Linked DNA regions of Homo sapiens: region 2 is linked to region 1. The links are chromatin loops, found by intact Hi-C in ENCODE. Cell type or tissue: OCI-LY7. All regions are shown on one strand.

What was found. Hi-C counts contacts between places; a loop is a spot of excess contacts. Peaks named below come from ENCODE experiments on the same cell type or tissue, not always from the same donor. Only the 100,000 strongest peaks of a DNase experiment are listed, where the experiment ranks them.
Region 2: a loop joins it to region 1, with 5 times the contacts of the local background. A loop is called at or near these places in 2 of 110 quality-filtered maps.

The regions. Positions count from the first base shown.
Region 1 is chr1:107,322,993-107,330,992 of GRCh38, forward strand. NTNG1 (netrin G1) reads left to right here. Exons shown (of 8, transcript NM_001113226.3): 3 at 1,290-1,930. Among named protein-coding and RNA genes, the nearest start is that of NTNG1, 190 kb to the left of the region's middle. In OCI-LY7, no CTCF peak of the experiment used is centred here; a DNase peak (open chromatin) is centred at 4,279; H3K4me3 peaks cover 520 bases.
Region 2 is chr1:107,372,986-107,380,985 of GRCh38, forward strand. The region is part of intron 3 of NTNG1 (netrin G1); the gene reads left to right. Among named protein-coding and RNA genes, the nearest start is that of NTNG1, 240 kb to the left of the region's middle. In OCI-LY7, no CTCF peak of the experiment used is centred here; no DNase peak of the experiment used is centred here.

The sequences.
Region 1 (8,000 bases):
TATTTCATAGGAGTCAGCTAGTAACTGAGTGTCAGTGTCTAAAGTGTAAATTCATTATCTGAGACCTCGCTCCTGTATCCTACAGGTATGATGAAAAGCTCACAGTATATGGAAAAAAAAAAAAAGGAAAGAAAGAAAGAAACCTAATTGTAATTACAAAAGGAAGCCCAAGGACAATGTCCGAGGATCAATTCTTTTCACCCAGCCATGCTCATAATAACTGAGTACAGAATAAGAAACACCTGAATAGTCAAGTCCTAATGATACTACTTGTTTTCTTAAAAACAAAATCAACAAAAATCTGGTAACTTGTCATTTGCCATGGAATCTACTGATGAAAGCTGAGAGTAGCCATTTAGTGTAGCATAAGCAGTGTTGTAACTTGTAATATAACTAGGAGATTTATTTCTAGCTTCTTGTTTGAATGTCTGTAAAGGAAGTAGCATTTGTTAAAGGTAGAATAATAATAACTAACATCCATGAAGAACTGCCTGTGGGCAGGCACAGAGTAACAAACACATCAAGTGGCTGTGGTTTGATGTGCAACAGCCTCCTAACTGAGTAGTACGTTTTCTTGTCCTGATAACTTGGAGCACACTCCCAGCCCCAAGACTTTCCTGAACAATCCTTTTATCTCTACCTAATAGGCTGGCAGGTATTTGGACCAAGCCCCAGAGCCTTTAGGGTACCACATTTTAATAATTGGTGGTGAACAAAGTAAACGTTGTAAAACCAGACATTATGAAGCAAGGACCCAGTTAAGTATGACGGATTTCAGGGAAAGCCAAAAAAAAAGGCTGAATGTTGTATGGGGGTATTGTCTCCCCTACAGAACACAGGTATCTATGGTTCATGGCTCATTCTAAAGCTTTGCTTGAAAAATGACTTTTTAAAGAAGTGTACTCTTAAAGAATGTCCTTCAGGCAGGGAGGAATTTCCCTTGCTTTTCTATAGCATCTTTGTAAGAGGAAGCGGAGGTATTGAGCTGTTAGACAGTTGCTCGGTGCCTTCGTGCTTCTGTGACCACATTATGGGTCTAACACATATGGGATAAATAAACTGTTTTCATTTCTTAAAGCACATGGAAGGAAACAAGACAAGAAAATTACCATATTGCTTTTTTTTTTTAAAAGCTATTAAAGAGGAGAATCCAGTTAGGGCAAATAAAAATGATTACTGAAAACAGATTTTTTTTTTCCTTTTCTAGCCTCTTACTGAGCAACAGCAATATGGCAAGACTTGTGGCAAACCAGTGTTTTGATGCACGCTCTTTTGTTCTTCTTCCATAGGGCAATCCCTACATGTGCAATAATGAGTGTGATGCGAGTACCCCTGAGCTGGCACACCCCCCTGAGCTGATGTTTGATTTTGAAGGAAGACATCCCTCCACATTTTGGCAGTCTGCCACTTGGAAGGAGTATCCCAAGCCTCTCCAGGTTAACATCACTCTGTCTTGGAGCAAAACCATTGAGCTAACAGACAACATAGTTATTACCTTTGAATCTGGGCGTCCAGACCAAATGATCCTGGAGAAGTCTCTCGATTATGGACGAACATGGCAGCCCTATCAGTATTATGCCACAGACTGCTTAGATGCTTTTCACATGGATCCTAAATCCGTGAAGGATTTATCACAGCATACGGTCTTAGAAATCATTTGCACAGAAGAGTACTCAACAGGGTATACAACAAATAGCAAAATAATCCACTTTGAAATCAAAGACAGGTTCGCGTTTTTTGCTGGACCTCGCCTACGCAATATGGCTTCCCTCTACGGACAGCTGGATACAACCAAGAAACTCAGAGATTTCTTTACAGTCACAGACCTGAGGATAAGGCTGTTAAGACCAGCCGTTGGGGAAATATTTGTAGATGAGCTACACTTGGCACGCTACTTTTACGCGATCTCAGACATAAAGGTGCGAGGAAGGTAAGAGAAAATCTGTCTGCCTTCAATGGGAACGGGTGTGTCCAAAGAAAATGCCAGAGTGTCTCACAGCTGTAAAGTGACATTTGTCAATTTCTACTGCAACGTTTTCTTCAGGAACTCCACTGTAGAAGTAGGTTCTGAAGGCATTCTGAGATCCCTCATCCTCAGCAGTAATTTGTAATCCCAAACTTGCTGTCCCTGAACCTGGCATGATTCTTCAGAATTTAAATAAAAGTGAATTTTAAAAAGTAACTCCCTGAGTCGGGAGGTCCTTTAGGTCTTTAAGGCAATGAAGCCAGGGGAAGCAAAACCATTTGCCCTATAACGAACTGAAAAACTAGAAATACAACATACCATTGTTTACAAATGCAAAGCAGGGATTCAACATGGTACAGCAGTCAATTTATGTTTTGTGTAATATTGCACAAAAAAATCTGGAAACTAGAGTTATGTTTCTTTAAATTTATTAAATCAGAATCAATAGCATGTAGGAAACATTTGTTAAATTGGGACACGCTCTACTTTTCATGTTTTTGGATGTTATTATATCAAAAATATATACTAGCATTTAAAATATAGACCTGAGTTGGGCTCCCTTCATCTTGTAGATTAATCACAAATGGACAGAGTTTAAACACATTAATTAAACACAGTCAGGGATAGCTTTGGTTTTGATAATATACTAGAGACAGAATTGAGCAAATTTCCAAGAATTTTGAAGATGTTTAAATGAAAAACTTCAATAATGAGAACCAGAACCACCACATAGGGATTTTCAACCAGCTTTTTAAGTGTGGTATATTATCAAAACGACCACCTGATGGGAGTGGAAGCATGAGATAATGAGTGGGAAAAGTAAAGGTAAGAGCAGAGTATCTAGCAAAGGGAAAGGCAAGCAAAGAAATAACACCCCAGTAAAAAGGCCAAGATATCTTTAAATTGAAACATATGAGGATAAGCATATAAATAGTATATATCATGTAGGTTTCATTATTTAATGATAAAATTCAAACAGATAAGGCAGGATTGATTCAATTTATTGGCTGCCAACATCCTTTAGGCAGCCCAGTTCTCAGAAACTGGAGAAGTGTTGAAACTTTCTGGTCTGTTAGAGATTTGCCTTACCTATGTGTGCTGGGAGAAAGGTCACTGCTGTTAAGGTAAAGACCATAGTGGGAACGCAGAATGGAGTGGTGGGCTTGATCATAGTGTGGTGTCAAAGGTTTCAGAGTCTTAGCTGTGGAAAAGCAGTAGAAACTGGTGGCCATCTACTCTCAGCTTTTTCTAGCTTCATGTTCCTCATGGAAGAATCAAAAGCCTTTATCTGCGAAGCTTTTCCTAAAATTTTGACCAAGATCTTGGTGGTATATAACGAATATATCTTTAAAGCAGTATGATGTTGAACTTGTGAGTTCTAAGCTGTAGAGGATAATTCATGTATTATTAGCAGAGTACATGACAGGGCAATACAGGAGCTGTTGTCTTAAACATAAGTTTGCTATTTATAGTAATACACAGCCATTATACTTATGAACATTTTAGCAAAAGACTATTAGTTTCCAGGATCTTATTCTTGGGGAAGTATGATATATGAAAATAGTTGATATTGTTATTATTAATGATAGCTTGCCACAATGAAGTAGCAAATATTCAATTCATCTACATGAATAATGGTAAAAAATTAACAAACTAAGATGTGGATTTTAATCCTAGTGTAATCTACATTGCTCGGTAGATTCATCTAGGTCAATTTCCTTGCAGTTTAAAAAATACTTAATCTGAGCCCAAATTCCTATTGCTCCACCTCCCCATATACCTTTATTTGCCACTTGTAAATAAGGCAATCTTCTGAAGCATTTTGGTTGGGAAAAACCTATTGCTGATGCTTATTTTTGTTATTAGTATTCATTTTGTTTCCTCTAATAATTTAAAAGAAAGTGTAAAATAAACTTGAAAGCTAAAGGCATTTTTCTGCATTCTCCACTGATGTCAAGCATGCCATCTCCTAAAGGTGGTGTGTTGGAAATGTAGATTCCTTCATATCTATCACATTTCTCCCATCTCCCAGACTAGTCATTTCCTCCAACTGCATTTCAGTGGTTCTGAGGAGTTTGGAGGGCTCCTCCCTCCTTCTCTGGACTCAGCTCCACTGTCTTTTCCTGTTCACTAGTCAACTGTAAGCTGAAGAGAAGCAGCTGGGCAAATGAGAAAGGTCCAGTAGAGGTGAGCCCCTTCCATAAGGTCTTCTTCTGTCACCTCCAGACTTTGTCCAAATCCTCAGGGCAGAACTGATGCTGGCATGTACTGCACTAGGCACCAGATGGCTGGAGTATTTTTAGTCTTAGGGGAGGGACTAAAGAAGCAAGGTCTGATGGCTCGGGCGTGTCTCCAGCTTTTAAGTTATATAATGAAGATCTGCTGATGATGGAGCCAGTGAAAGGAAATGTTGAGCTATAGTCTGGTTCAGGGGCCTTTCAGCATAGAAGCTGATCTAATTATTTTACTCTTGAAAGTTTCAGTAAGATTAATGGTCTAGATTGTCTTTCTGTTATATAACAAATCATCTATAGAAGGATTAAATATTAATTGATAATCTCTAAAAGAAAGTTCTAAAGTTTCCCTTTCAAGGCTCTCATAAATGTACACTTTTCAAAATACAACTGAAGTTCTTGTTCCTTGCACCCGCCCCCACCATCCCATGAAATGATTGCAACATTTAACATGCCTTTACATGTCTATATCTGATCATGATAATGATATTTTTCTACTTGTTACTTCTATCCCCACCCCACCATAATGTGGAAATTGACATAAGTTATTTTGGAAAAGTAGAATGGAGACCAGATGTAAACATCTATAGTATAGTGGACAGAGAATTCAAAATTTTTTTACCTTGAAATCTTAAACTGTGAGACAGTTGATCTTTGCTTAAGATGACTGAGCTTGTGAGATCCAATTCTCCGTTTCTTTGTGCATATGTTTGTTTTATACTGGCTAGTGTTTTTTAATGGAAAAATAGTGTTTTGATTGACATTAGACTAATGTAGCATTTATGTTCTTTTTGGAATGTGATACATCTGATACCTATTTTACTAGTAAGAAAAAAGTGTAATCTCATCATAAAAAATTTATTCTTCTTTTGCCACATACTTATTTTGCTTCCATTTACTCCCTCTCATTGCGTATTTATTAAGATAATGAAGGAAAAAGAGGAAACATGGCTGTTGGCAATTTCAGCAGCTCCGTAGTACTTACATTGTTCAATAAACTTAATAATCTACATGGACTAATTCTGACTTATGGATGTCCTGCTTCAGTAAATCACGGTGATTTTCTCCAGTGAATAACAGACGAGTGCAGTGTGCCAGTACCTTAATTAAAGAGCGGCTCTCTTAGTCTTGATCTCATTTTAATTTACAGGGTAATACTACAATAATATCACTAATGGAAGGTACATTAAAGGGCATCAAGTAGCATTAACTGTATTAAATTATGGTACTTATGTTAATTAACTGCTGAAGCAAGATGGTTCTAATGGCCAAAAAGGTCATCTAATGCATAAATAAAATCTACTCAGATGAGGGGCAAGAGGAGAAATTAGAAGTAAATGTTTGTTCTGAACATCTTTTTATACAGACAGGGGGTTAAACTCAAAAGCTGTTAAATATAGATAATGTCCAAAATGTTTTCTTATTTACACCATTGGAAGCTTTGATTTTTAAGTATTTTGTTTCTTTGCAAGCTTTCCACAATTAAAATAATTGAAAAAGCGAGCACTGTATTTGTCAGCTGCATAGATTTTATGAAATATAAACTAAAAATTATTTATTATTTCTTTGAGGTAAACAATTTCAAAGAAATAATGTGATTTAATGTAATAATTTATAAATCTGAAAGACAAATGAATCTTTAGTAATCTACTCATTTATTTTTAAGATATGCTATCAGCCATATATCAAGGTACTGATTTTAGCCATAAGACAATGGAAATTCTATTTTAACAGTAAGAACTTGAAGAAAGTGGACTGGAAAACTCCCATCAACATCTTCAGTATTTACCCTTTAACAAAATATTCCTGAAGGTAATTATCGGTCATTTTTTCTCAATGGTCATTACACATTTCTTATCCCTTGCAGTGCCTACTCAGGCTCCATTATAGGTAGTTGACTGCCATAATAGTGAACAGTATTTTTTCCTTTTTCTACCTCCATTGTTTACCTCCAAGAAAGAAGCCTTGGAATATTAGCACAGAAGTTTCACTTCGACAAAACTTTTTGGTGCCATCTTCACTTCATGGCTGCCCCTGCTCAGAATCACACTCTCCCTGCCTAATCCCAGGACCTGCAAAGGGCCAGGACCAGAGCCACTATGACTAGGTGCCAGGAGTGAGGCAGGCCCCCTACGTCACTCTCAGGAGTCCAGCTTCTATGTGTAAACCTTATTCTTTGAATGTCACTGCCTTTATATTTGCTGTAATTAGAACAAGGTGGAGCTGACATCGTGTTCTTGAAGCACAACTTCCACATGGTTAGTGCGAAAGATGTGATGTCAGGCAAGCAAGAACACTTGGGGAAATTCAAAAGTATAAAAGCAGTAGAGCACTTTTTAAATTTCTGGAAAAATCAGTTATTCTGAAGGTTCCCTAAGTCTTTTTCCTAGCCACAACTGAAATAAATCTGAAATATTTACTTTTTACCTCTTTTGTAAGAGACATCCCACAAAAATGCTTTTAAAGCATTGAGCCTGGCCTTTATCTATTCTTTTCCAATTAGTCTCAATTATTGAGGTTGGGCTTTACTGCCACTTAACAGATTCTGCTTTTTATAACACCTTCTTCCTTTCTGTCATCCATAAATACTTATCCTCTACTCTGGGACAGATGCTGGCTTTGATGGTAGACAGACGAAGATGCACCAAGCATAGTCTCTGCTCTTAAGGAGCTGATATCCAGAAGGGACACAGACTTTATAAACAACAACGACAAAAAAAAAATGATGATAATGTGGGTTAAGTGATTTTACTGTGTGAATATTCAAAGTGCTGTGGTAGCAGAGAAGCTACTAATGTAATCTGGAAAGATTAGTAAAACCTTTGATAAAGATGTGACATGTATGATGTCTTGAAATATGGGTTTTATTGTGCCAAGCAGCCAGGAAAGAATGGATATCCTAGGCAGACAAATTATACCTAAAAACAGCACAGCATGTTAAGGAACTCCAAGCAGTAAAGAATTGATGGAGTTAAGAGTCCTGAAGATGTTCTACCATCTTCCCTTTATGGGTCTTCAGCATGTTCAGGAAGCTCTGAAGGATTCCTACCTCTTTCTCTCTGATTCTCCCATGCCATAAGAAACCCAAAATCTTATGGAGTCTCCGTATTAATTGACTACAAGTGAGGAACAGTTTTTAAGGCAATTGTAGTAAAGGCTATTCTGGTGTAACTGTGCAGACTGGAAAGCTATAACATTGCTTAATTGTGGAGCAACTATAGCTCCAAGCCCTGATGCTCAAGTGGAGAATCCAGAAAAGCTCTCCATATTCCACAGGAGCCATCATATGGCAGTGGTCTCAGATTTGCTTACAAAGTCAGTAGGACTTGTTGACCAGTCAGATTTTGGGGAAGACTTCCTAGTGAATTGGATGGTGGGGCCAAAACTAAAATGGGGAATAAATACTGAAACAGGCTTTTAGTTAATTCATGATTTAGCTAGTTATTTTGTTGTGCCATTTCAAGTAGTAGAAATTCAAGTAGAGATTCTAGTTAGGGATTTGAAAATACTTGTCTAGTGTTGTAGAGAGAGATTTGAGCTCAAATATAGGTTTGAGAATTATTACCTTATGTGTTATGGTGGACTCTTTGAGAATCGATGACATTGAGGATTTTTTTGTTCATAGGTATAAATGACCATTATAGAACATTTACAGAATCCTGTGGAATACTACTATGTAAAAGGTAATTTCTGAAGGAAATTGAGAAATAATCTGAGAAAATTCAAAGAGAAGGGAATGAGTTAATGTCATTCTAATAGTCCCCACTCATATTTAAGTAATAATCCTTTAAATTTGTATA
Region 2 (8,000 bases), 50 kb after region 1:
TTTTTCTGCACCCTTTTCGTGGGCAGCATATAACTCGTCTTGTTTTTGTTTAAATATCTATCCTAATTATAGTGTTTAGATTATTTATACTTAATGTAATTATTGATATCTTTAGACTTAAAGGTAATATCTTGCTATTTATTTTCTACTTGTCCCATTCTTATTGTTCCCTTTTCCTCTTTTTCTGCATTTGTTGGGATTAATGGAATTTTTTAAATGATTCCTTTATATCTCCTTTGTTGGCTTACTAGTCATTTTTCATTTTTTTAACTTAGAATTGCTTTAGAGTATATAATATATAACTATAATTTAACACAGTCTAAATTCAGGTGATATCATACCAGTTCAGATGAAATATAACAACCTTACAATAGTACTTCCATTTCTCCCCTCTCAGACTTTATGATTTTGTTTTCACATGTTTTACAGATATATATATATCTAATATACCTCACAATATATCATTTTTGTTTTAACAATTATCTTTCAAATAACAGATAAAAACTTACATATTTACTCACATAGCTACCATTTCTTGTTCTCTTCATTCCTTTGTGTCTAAATGCAGAATTCCGTATGTTATCCTTTTTTTTTTTTTTTTCCTAAAGGACTTCCTTTAACATTTCTTGCAGCACATGTCTGCTGGAAATGAATTCTTTCAGCTTTTGTATGTCTGAAAATGTCTTTATTCAGCCTTCTTTTTTATTTTTTATTTATTTATTTTTTTTCAAGAGACAGGGTCTCACTCTGTCACCCAGGCTGGAGTGCAGTGGCACAATCATAGCTCACTACAGCCTCAACATCCTGGGTTCAAGCAATCCTCATGACTCAGCCTCTCAAGTAGCCGAGACTCCAGGCGTGTGCCACAACATCTGGCTATTTTTTAAATTATTTTTTGTAAAGACAGGGTCTTGCTTTTTTGCTCAGGCAGGTCTCAAACACCTGGCTTCAAGAAATCCTCCTGCCTCGGCCTCTGAGAGTATTGGGATTACATGCATGAGCCACTACACTCAGCCACAGACTTCTATTTTGAAAGATATTTTACTGGGTAGAGAGTCCTAGATTGACGTGTTTTCTGTTTTTCTTTTATTACTTGGAAGATTTTACTCTACTGTCTTCTCACTTGGATTGTTTTCAAAAAGAAATCTGTGTGTAACATGTCCTTTATTCTTCTGTTGCTTTCAAGATAGTCTGTATTGCTCGTTTGGGGCATGTTTGTTTAAGATGTGCTTGGTGTAATTTTATTTATTTATTTTTATTCTTGAGGTTCATGACACTCCTTGGATTTGGTAAAGTCAGAAAAGTTTTGGTAATTATTTATTCAAATATTTATTTGGCCCACCCATCTCTCTCTCTTCTCCTTTGACTATTCCAGTTACACATGTCTTAGGTGACTTTACATTGGCATGCAATTCACTGAAGCTTTTTGCATTTTTAAAAATTTTTTTTATCTTCTCTATGTTTCATTTTAAACCATTTCTATTGCTGTGTCTTTCACTTCACTAATCATTTCTTCTAATTTCATTCAGTGTATCTTTTTTTACAGAAATGTACTTTTTGGCTCTAGAAGTTCAATTTGGGTCTTTTAAAAATATATATCTATATATTCTATTACTTTAGTTAATGTTTGAACATATAGAATACAATTATAATAATTGTATATAACTGTTTTAATGTCCTGTCTGCTAATTCCAATATATGTGTCAGTTTGGAGTTGATTTCAGTTGATTATTTGTGTCATTTTTCTGCTCCTTTGCATGACTGGCAATCTTTGATTCTATAATAGGTATTGTGAATTTTATCTGGTTGAGTGTTGAGCCTTTTTGTATTTTTATGAATATTCTTTAGGGTTTTTTTTTCTGTGATTTATTAAGTTATTTGGAAACTGTTAGTCCTTTCGGATCTTGCTTTTCTGACTCGTTCACAGTAGTCTAGGGTTAATTATTCCTCATTATTGAAGCAAGACTTTCCTGATTATCTACTCAATGCCCTGTGAATTAGAGATTTTCTAGTCTGACTAGTGAGCACCGGCACTATTCCTAGCCTTGTGTGAATACTGGGTGCTTTTCTCTAATACTTTTGGAGGTTTTTTCCCTGCCTTCATGTAGTTTCTTCATACACATACACTAACAAGTACTCTGCTAAATCGTTCAGGGGGACCATGTACAGATCTTCAGTGTTCTTTGTGCAATTCTTTTCTCTCCAGTACTTAGCCTTGACTCTAGCATCCTCAGTCCCCTGAACTCACCTCAACTCCTTTGATCCGGGAGTCTAGTAGCTCAGCCTGCGTTCCTCCTTTCTACACTCTGGCAAGCTAAGGCAGTCATTGGACTCATCTCATTTGTTTTCTGCCTCTCAGAGGCAATTGTCCCTCCTTACCTGATGTCTTAAAAACGTTTCGTATATTTTGTTTTGACTTGTTGTTGCTGTTGTTTCAGGTGGGAGGTTAAATACAGGTCTTGTTACTCCAACTTGGTTGTAAGTAGAAGTTCTTCTGGAATCCTTCTTCTTAATTAATATTTTTTCCAGTGATTACTGACATGATCTACAGGGTACTATTGATCAGCTATTTTTAAATGGCAGATTCATTGGCTAAAGTGCCCTTATTGGATATGAAAGTTATATATTATTATGTTTTAGTCAAGAATGTTGACTTATCTTTTGATTCTGACCCAAAAAGGGATTACAACCCACAATGAAACCCACTTTAGTGCCTCCACCTTCAGGTCATAGATTGATCATTTGACTGATAATTGATAATAAGCAGGATTTTTAGCTACCCCAAGAGGAAGTAAATATGAAGTTCACCATGTCAGACATCAGACCAGCTCAGAATCATAGTCTTCTTGGTATTCACACTTTTTTGCTCTTTTAACTGTTTTTCCTGTGCTTTAAATTCTTGTGCCTAACCACCTCATTCTTTCTGTTTACCTCTTCCTCATTTTGGAGAAAGACAGAGAGTAGGTGACTAGTCAGGACATTTAATTATTAATCAGTTGCTTCTAGCTCATATCTGCCTAGAAAACAATAATAGTAATGATAGTAATTTGCCAACATTTATTGAGCACTTATATTGTGTTAGGAACTCCTATAAGCACTTTACTCTTATTGACTTATTTAATCATCAAAACATATAATAATATTGCTATTGTAGGCTGGGCGCGGTGGCTCACGCCTGTAATCCCAGCACTTTGGGAGGCAGAGGTGGGCGGATCATGAGGTCAGGAGATCGAGACCACAGTGAAACCCCGTCTCTACTAAAAATACAAGAAATTAGCTGGGCGCGGTGGCGGGCGCCTGTAGTCCCAGCTACTCGGGAGGCTGAGGCATGGGAATGGCGTGAACCCGGGAGGCGGAGCTTACAGTGAGCCGAGGTCGCGCCACTGCACTCCAGCCTGGGTGACAGAGTGAGACTCCGTCTCAAAACAAAACAAAAAAAAAAACAAAAAAAAAAAATTTGCTATTGTATTTCCATTTTACAGATTGAGAAGCAGAGGCATTAAGAAAATTGTCCAGTGTTGTATACCCAGTTAAAAAGGCAAAGGATCCCAATCAGGAAACCCTGTGAGGAGCCTGAGATCCTACCCACTCTGCCGTGCCACCTTATGCCCAGGCTCCCTCAACTTTAGAATTTACACTGGCCCTGAATTTTGTTTTGTTTCTGTTTTTTTGTTTTCCTTGAGTTTCTTACATGCTTTTCTCTGACTTTTAATTTGTATGACATGGAAATTTTTAACCTAATTGCTGACATAGTATCTCGAGTGAACCTTACTGGATAATTTCTTGGCTTTCTTGGTCCCAGCTTCCAGTCTTCTTTTGCTGCCCCCCCAGCCACCAGCCCCAGCACATGCAAGTGTCCCGTCTTCCCCTACTGTTTATGTTCACAGCTCTGTTCCTTTGTAACTATCTGAATAACGCCTCTTCTCAAATGAAGATCACTGCCTCTGCCTACTTATTCATTGACTCAGCAGCAGAGCTTCATTTAGAGTAACATAGGAAAAGCAGGGAGTTGCAGGTCTGCAAAGGGGGAGATTAAAGTGCCCTGAGCCTGATATGTGTGGCTTCAGGGTCCCCCTGACTCCTCTTCCTGGCTTACATGGGGCCAGTTGAGCTGCTTGTCACATATCTGTTTCCCCCAGTTTTGGACACATACTTCCTTAAAACAAGGTTGTTGAATTTAACAACACTTGATGGAAGCTTTGGGGAGCACTGAATACTAAACTGAGAGTAAGTGACTAGTTTTAAGGCCTCACATTGAACCTCCCAGGAGGCATCATGCAGTAGTGATGTGGCCAGGAACGGAGGATTATCTCAGTCACCACCACACCTCCAAGCTCCCCACTGCCTGGCTCCAGAGAAAGAGAAGAGAACTCCTTTATCCCTCTAAAGCCCACCTAATTTCCTGCCTGAGGATAATTGTCTGAGAAGATTCTATTTCTTTAAGGGAAATTCTCACATCTACCCAGAGAATGCAGCCAGACCTCCTGGCCCAGGAGAAAAACAATGGCTCTGTTCAACCAGTACATTTAAGTCTGTCGAATCCACCATAACTTCACCTTTGAGACAGCAAAATTCAGTCCTGGTTGTGTGCACAAGCTCAGTCTGGTTCCTCTTCACAGCATTTTCTCCAGTGAGAGGATAAGAGATCAGAGCACCACACTCCTCCTTGTGCCCTGCACTCTTCTTATTTCCTATGAGCAAGTGCTTGGGCAAAAAGATGCATGTATCTACCAAGGACAAGTCAGCATTTTCAGGAATAAGGCAGCATACATTGCAATTTACTGGGGAATCTCCCTAGACGTGTGGATGTGCAAACGAGGCATCAGACTTACGTCACTAACCAGAAAGCTTACCATCTCAAGCTGAAGTCCCTGCACTTGGCTATTTCACAGGATCAGGGCATTCCCAACAAGAGTGGATAGGTACTTGCATTATATATTGCATAAAGGAAAAGTTCACCAAAGTGATTTTCAGAACTAAGGTAGACTTTGCCACACAGATCTAATCCAATGGTGATGTTGCTGGCAGAACTGCCAATCGGTTTCATTAACACTAAAGTACATTTTTACCAAATAAATGTCCCTATTTAATGTAAGTGCTTATATTTAGAAAAGAAATGAGAAGTGGAATTATTTTACGTGCTTGCAATGTAGAAACCGAAGCTCAGAGAAATTAGACAATAGGTCTAAACCAACCCTGTGCTTCCCCAAGTGAAATAACACCAGGTTCATGAGGAACTCCTGGGTCAGCAGCAGAAGCACTCCTTCTCCCAGCCTCAGCACATTGCCTATGACCCTTGAGGATGTTTCTGATGAGGTGAAAGACTGATCGCATAGCCAGGGAAGAAGATATATCCAGAGACCTGGCCAGGTGATTGCTTTCGGCAGGGAAAGAGCCCTTTCTAAACAAGTGACCGGAATGTAAAAATCAGGGTCAGACACTTCAAATCAAATCATCCACAAATGCAGAAACCAAGGATGGATACACATTGGTCTTGGTTAAAAGTAGAGACTCAAATCTGGGGTACTTGGGGATGGGGGAACAGCCTTGGAATGCAGAGTCACAGCCACGGGAGCTGGGAATGAGTTTGTTAAACCTGACTCACCAATGATGGAGGGCAGAGCTGGGTATGGAGCCAATGTCAGGCTCAGGAGAAGAATGTCGAGGAAGGAGAAAAGCCCAAGGTACAGGTTCACAGGTCAGGACAGACTACAGACAGAGAGGCTGGTCTGGCATAGCTGAGAGTGTCTTGACGGACTTAAATCCCTAGAGCCACCCTTGGAAGCACCTGTTCCTCCTGGCTCAGTCTGGCGGGTTGTGGGGCCAGTCTGCCTGCTTCCTGGCAGGGTCCTGACACCAATCAATGGTGACTGCACAGTCCCCCCACACATGAAACAGAGGGCACTCTGTTAGGCAGATTCACTGTCAACCTTGTATCTTACTCTTTGTCATAAAGCTCTTGTGTTTACCACTGCATTAAATATAACCCTGCAATAGAAAAATCCTCATTTTCATGCTTGAAATACATTATCTAATGGCATATCTATTTGACTTTTACTACATGCCTTTCATTCCTCTGAGGTAATTGACCTTTACTTTGCTACCCTGTGGATTAAAAGGCTACCACACACTCTGCATTTGATATTTCCAGTCCTGCAGGAGAGGCAATTTCCATTTGCTTTTGTTGCAAGGCTGCTCTTCAGGCGGGTCCTCAAATGAAGGGAAACCTCAAGGTCTGGAACTGCATCGTGGCAGTTATTGTCAGCATCATGTGGTTTTTATTTTAAAAAGCACATGTCGCTTCATTTCTATGGTCATCTCTACGGAATTGTAAAGACCTATAAGACTTCCAGAACCTTCCACCTTCGTTTCAGATGCTATATCCTCACTCTCTGAGGATCAGGGATCAACAGTGGCCTTCAGATTTGATTCAAGCACCTGAAAGTTTAAAATTGTGTCCAAACTACACAATTCATGAGAGATAAAAACATGAATGGTATTAGTCATATCCTAAGCTGCCAGCCATATAGATCCAGAAACCTTTCATGTGATAATTTAGCAATACTGTTACAAAGAACTCTGCAAGTCAGGAATTTGGAGATCTTGGCTTTCTCTAGTGCCCTATCAGCCCTCCTTCCCACAACCAAAATAATAACAAGAATAATGAAGGTGGTAATAATGATAGCAAGCACTATGTGTCAGGTACTATTTTTTAAATACTTCAAAGATAATAATTTGTTATTCTTAACAACCTAATAATGTAGGTACTGTTAAAATCCAGTTTTACAGATGAGGAAATTAAGATACATAAAAGTTAAGCAACCTGCTAGCAGGTGGTAAAGCAAGTGGAATTCAAATTGGAGCATTTTGGACTTGAGATAGAAGACCAGGATACAAGAGAAGGAAAGAACATCAATAAAGATGCTATTCTCAGAACTATCTCCCTGGGGTGGGAAAAAATACTGGAGTATTTATCCTCAAACATCTGTTTCTTTGAGAGTTGCTCCTGGGAAGTTAAATCACCTCTGGCCTGTTCAACTTGACTGGCCAAGCATCAAGCATGTTAAGGCAAAAGGCAGAGACTATGAAGCTGACTGTTGGGAGAACTGTCTGCAGTGACCTTCAGGGGAGGCCACAGGAAAATTTGAAAGGCAATGATGCTACCCACTTTTTATTTTTTCAAGCACAAAACCCTAATTAATCTCTCTTTTTTTTCCATCAAATGATTTTTGATAACCTGTTAAAGCCATAGCAGAAATTTTTGGCAAATAAAGCAAGGCAAAGTGATCTCCATTTTCAAACACTTAAAAGATGAAAGTTGCCTTACTTTGTTTAAAGTATTGCTAATAGGACTTGGGGGAGATGGGAGAAGGAGGTGTGTGGAGAAGAGCTAAGTCATTATGTTATCACTTTAAAACCAGTTTGGCTTTATATTCTGTTACACATATACTCCCTAGGGATGATTTTTTTCTTTATCTGTAAAATAGGGATAGTGATACTTTCTTGTATCTCTCTCATAAAGCTGCTGTATAAATGAAGTAAAACACCATTACACTGTTAGGAAAATGTATTCTTATGAAGGCATGTTTAAACATGAAGTAGTTCAATAGTGCTAGCTAATTTACTATTGTTATTATTATTTCTCTGATCCTGGTTTTCATATTTCCACAGCGAGGAGATAGAATTAGATAATTTTTTCCAGCAAGTGTTTATTAAGAGCTTACTGCACACCAGGCGCCATGGAAGGCCTTGCTCAGGACCTGGGGATTCAGCCCTGCCTGTCCCCTGACCATACCCTGACCATCCCCTGCTGGTCCCTTACCCTCAAGAAGCTCATAGTCCTGGTTCCTTTCCTCCACACTACTGTTAAATATAAAACAAAACACTTCTGTTAAATATAAAACAAAAATATTTAACACTTCTGTTAAATATAAAACAAAAATGAGAAAATCTGATGACCCTGGAGTATGAGTTGAAACATCAGGTCCCTTTCATCTGTT